2 separate regions of the Homo sapiens genome follow, and region 2 is linked to region 1. A link is an interaction called in ENCODE POLR2A ChIA-PET data of the cell type or tissue named here. Cell type or tissue: Caco-2. All regions are shown on one strand.

Region 1 (2,500 bases):
TTCAGTGCTACAGATTTGGATGCAGCCTCATAACCTTTTTTTTTTTTTTTTTTTTTTAAATTGAGACAGGATCTCACTCTGTCACCCAGGCTGGAGTGCAGTGATATGATCATGGCTCACTGCAGCCTTGACCTCCCAGGCTCAGGTGATTCTCTCCCTTCAGCCTCCTGAGTAGCTGGGACTACAGGCACACACCACCACATCCGGCTAATTTTTGTATTTTTTTTGTAAAGATGGAGTTTCTCCATGTTGCCCAGGCTGCTCTCCAATTCATAGCCTCAACTGATCTCCCCACCTCAGCCTCCCAAAGTGCTGGGACTATACAGGAGTAAGCCACCATGCCCGACAGGTAACTTGCTTCATTTAAATCAAAACCAGCCCATTACCATAGCTCAATTTTTCACTTTGAACATACTTAACATGACTTGGTCAGAGATCCACCCTACCTATTGCCCAGTGCTCTTCTCTTCCACACATGCACAATTCCAGGTCATGGCCCTTCACAGACAACCTTTTTTTTTTGGTACGGAGTCTTGCTCTGTTGCCCAGGTTGGAGTGTAGCAGCACGATCTCGGCTCACTGCAACCTCCACCTCCCAGGTTCACATGATTCTCCTACCTCAGCCTCCCGAGTAACTGGGACTACAGGCGTAAACCACCACACCCAGCTAATTTTTGTAATTTTAATTTTTGTATTTTTAGCAGAGACAGGGTTTCACCATGTTGGACAGCCTGGTCTTGAACTCCTGACCTCAGTGATCTGCCTGCCTTGGACTTCCAAAGTGCTGGGATTACAGGTGTGAGCCACTGTACCCAGCCCACAGACAACCTTTTTGTTTTCCTAAATGACTCTCAGCCTCAGAAATTTCCACAACTGTATGATTTTAAGAATTTTACAACTTTACAGAATATCATCCCCCAACCCTCAATAAGAAAAGAGCTTTCAGTAGGGTGAGCTTATCACTGGGTTACATGACCCATCCTTCATGCTAACAGCTTCCTGTATAAGGGAAGCCTGAGAGAAGTAGTTTGACCACTTTTTATCAGTAACAAAACTCTTGATGCTTTAACTTTGATTTTTCTTAGCAGAACACAAAATCCCATTTGTACCTGAAAACTAGACCTATTTTAACATACCTGTTTTTCCGGACTCAAAAAGTTGCTTGTGCATTTCTTTTTCAAGTCTTTTACTTCTCGAACTGGATTTACCCCACCCTGGCATTTGTCCCCTGGAATTTTCCGGTACCTACCAGGCAAAGAAGATTTGGTAACAGAAGATAAGGATGTATTCCTGGGTACCTGCCTATTTCTTGGAAACAAGATTTGAAAAGCTGCCGAAAAGCTTCCCATCCTTACGTCATGTTTCAGGCCTGGGGGGAATGTCCACAGGGATGTTTTGGGGGATATTTTGTGTAGTTTCAGGCCTTAAGCAAACTAAGCATCTCTGTCCCCTGCTGTCAGAAACATGCCTGTTCTTTCTACCTAAGAGACTGTGCCAAAGAAATCTGACCCCAAAAAAGCTCATTAACAAGTGGTACAAAATGGGAGAGGGGAAGTTATCAGGGGAGCGAGGTAATGAGGCCCGTCTAGAGCAGCACTGTCCAATATGGTGGCTACTTAAAATTGATTAAAACGAAAATTTCAGTTCCTCGGTTACACTAGTGTCCACAGCTATGTGTGGCTAGTGACTATCATATTGGGCACAGCAAATTACAGAACACTTCCATCACCAAAGAAAGTCCTATCAGACAGAGCTCTCCCTGGCTGTGCCTAAACTGTGCCAGACGAGCGATGGACGTTCATGGCGGATGGGACGCTTCTGTCATTCTGCCTGTGGGTCCCTCGCCTCTCCTCCCTTCCTGGGGGTGGTTGGGCGGGAGGCAGGGGTGCAGGATCTGGCCGAGCTTGTTCTCCTGCTCTGCCTCGTGGTGTTGGTGGGGTTGAGTCCTCTGACACCAAGCACTCATGGCTCACCTCCTGTAGTTGACCCTTGAAGGAGGCCTTCATATCCTGCCCCTCCCCAACCCCGCCAAAAATAGTGCTCTAAAGTAGGGCTTGGATCTCAGTGTGGAGAGAAGCAGCTTTCACTCTGAACAAGAACACCTCATCCATCGTGACAAGGGAGAAAAGGCCACCTCACCCATTTGTTGTTAGGTGTTCTTCTCTTCCGTACAGACAAAACTCCAGGTCGTGGCCCTTCAGTTCTGGCTGTTCCACACACTTGGAGTCATTTTCTGGACGGTAGTAGCCAAAATCACTGCAAGAGTCAGCAAATAAAGTACCTTTCAAAGCAGCTGGAAGACCGTTAAGTGACTAGCAATGAAGGGTTATGTGGGGTAGTGGATGGTTAACATTCCAGTCTTGGGTTGTTAGAAAGTAGCTCAGGAAGTCCTGTGACACCTCTGAAGGAGGTCGATTTAGGAAAACAGACACGGAGAGGGCCTTTTTTTTTTTTTTTTGAGATGGAGTCCCACTCTCTCGCCTAGGCTGGAGTGCAGTGG
Region 2 (2,500 bases), 57 kb after region 1:
TTAATTGTAGCCACAAGAACCTTGCCTGTCCTCCCCACTAGACCTGAGGTCCATCTGGTAAAGGAATCAAGCCCATACATTTCAGCAGCTAACACACAGCATAGTGCACAGTGGGCACGCAATAAATATTGAATTCTTTAAGAACTACTTATGAAGTTTTGAAAAAGATGACGCCCAAGTAAAAGGATAAGGCCAGGCCCACTTAACTTCCCCATGACAGACATGAGTATGAAATGTAAAAGTTCATTTCTGGGTGGACTTCTGCTTCTGGTCAAGATGGAGTGACAGGGATCACATTTACCTTTCTACCGGAAACAGCTAATAAAAAACAAAACAAAACAAAACAAAAACACAGAATGGGCCGGGCGCGGTGGCTCACACCTGTAACCCCAGTACTTTGGGAGGCCGAGACAGGCGGATCACGAGGTCAGGAGTTCGACTGAAACCCCGTCTCTACTAAAGATACAAAAAATTAGCCGGGCGTGGTGGCGGGCACCTGTAGTCCCAGCTACTCCGGAGGCTGAGGCAGGAGAATGGCGTGAACCTGGGAGGCGGAGCTTGCAGTGAGCCGAGAGCGCGCCACTGCACTCCAGCCTGGGCGACAGAGCGAGGCTCCGTCTCAAAAAAAAAAAAAAAAGATACAAAAAATTAGCCAGGCGCGGTAGCTACTCGGGAGGCTGAGGCAGAGAATTGCTTGAACCCGAGAGGCGGAGGCTGCAGTGAGGCAAGATTGCGCCACTGCACTCTAGCCTGTGCGACAGGGCAAGACTCCATCTCAAAAAAGAAAAGAAAAGAAAAAAAAACCCAAAACGACAGAATATATGAAATGACTGTTTCCAAGATATTGGACACCAGGCACAAAGGACGACGATTCCTGAAAGACAAGGAACTGAACAAGGAGGACCCTACAGCTAACTGGCTTACTGCCTGGAGAGAATTTCAGGCACAGTGCAGGGGAGGGGCACCCAGGCAGAGTCCAGAGTTCTTCCTAAACTGAAGAGAGGAAGCTGATATATCGTCTGGGGAGGCCAAAGAGGTTCACAGGGCAGAAGATTAGAGAAGAAAGACTTACACAGAAAAAAAATTCTGGAGATCTGAGCAGGGGGCCTCCCCAGCCACCCCACCAAGTCTTCAGCTGAACACCCATCAGCACACGCATGTGAGGAAACTACCTGAGGCCAGGGAAATAATTACCTGAAAGGACGGCAGAGAACAATATTCAGACCTCACACAGGAACAGGAATAATTCCTGTTACCAGCAACCATAATAGGAAACCTCGTTATTTCAAGGAAATTGGGTAGAGTACTCAGAAACATTTACCTCTGTGGTAAAGAAAAATAACCCCAGACTTAACGCTGTGCCGGTCCCGCCTAAAAATGCTTAAAAGCAAGACCCAAAAGGATCAAACTGTTTCCAAGTAACCAGTGTTCCAGAACAAAGTTCAAGAATATTTAAAAGAATACAAAAATATCTAGCACCCAACAAGCTAAGACTCACAATATCCAACTGAAAAATCATCAGGTGGGTAGGTGCAGTAGCTTATGTCTATAATCCCAGCCCTTTGGGAGGCCGAGGTGGGAGGATCACTTGAGGCCAGGAGTTCAAAGCCAGCCTGGGCAATGTAGCAAGACCCCCATTTCCACAAAAACAATTTAAAAAAATCAGCTAGGCATGGTGGCACATGCTTGTAGCCCTCGCTACTTGGGAGGCTGAGGCAGGAGGATCTCTTGAGCCCAGGAGTTTGAGGCTACAGTGAGCTATGATCATACCACTGCACTCCAGCCTGAGCAACAGAGCAAGACCCTGTCTCTTAAAATAAATTTTTAAAAATAACCAGGCACGCAAAGAAGAAATCAGGACCCATAATGAAGAGAAAAATCAAACTAACTCAGAAATAACAAGATAATTAGTAGATAAGGACATTGCAACAGTTGTAACTGTACTCCACAAGAAATTAGAGAATGGATTGAGAATGTTAAAGAAAAAAAATTTTTTTAAAGACTTAAAATTTTTTAAAGACCCAGTGGCTCATGCCTATAATCCCAGCATTTTGGGAGGCCAAGGTGGGCGGATCACTTGAGGTCAAGAGTTCGAGACCAGCCTGGCCAACATGGTAAAATCCCGTCTCCACTAAAAATACGAAAATTACTAAAATACTAAAAATTAGCCAAGTGTGGTGGTGGGCACCTGTAATCCCAGCTACTCAAGAGGCTGAGGGAGGAGAATCACTTGAATCCAGGAGGCAGAGGTTGCAGTGAGCAGAGATTGGACCATTGCACTACAGCTTGGGTGACAAGAAAACACCGTCTCAAAAAAAAAAAGAAAGAAAGAAAAGAAAAAGACTTAAATTAGACTTGTAGAAATGAGTATTACAATGACTGAAATGAAAAGTACACTGGATAGGGTGCTGTGGCTCATGCCTGTAATCCCAGCACTTTGGGAGACTGAGGCGGGCAGATCACCTGAGTTCAGAAGTTTGAGACCAGCCTCACCAACATG

Evidence for each region. Peaks named below come from ENCODE experiments on the same cell type or tissue, not always from the same donor. Only the 100,000 strongest peaks of a DNase experiment are listed, where the experiment ranks them.
Region 2: POLR2A ChIA-PET joins it to region 1 with 5 read pairs; 6 of 35 experiments call an interaction of 5 or more read pairs at or near these places.

Annotation. Positions count from the first base shown.
Region 1 is chr1:109,315,714-109,318,213 of GRCh38, forward strand. It overlaps SORT1 (sortilin 1), which reads right to left. Exons shown (of 20, transcript NM_002959.7): 16 at 2,140-2,256; 17 at 1,137-1,245. Among named protein-coding and RNA genes, the nearest start is that of MYBPHL, 10 kb to the left of the region's middle. In Caco-2, no CTCF peak of the experiment used is centred here; no DNase peak of the experiment used is centred here.
Region 2 is chr1:109,372,278-109,374,777 of GRCh38, forward strand. All of the region lies in intron 1 of SORT1 (sortilin 1), which reads right to left. Among named protein-coding and RNA genes, the nearest start is that of SORT1, 24 kb to the right of the region's middle. In Caco-2, no CTCF peak of the experiment used is centred here; a DNase peak (open chromatin) is centred at 964.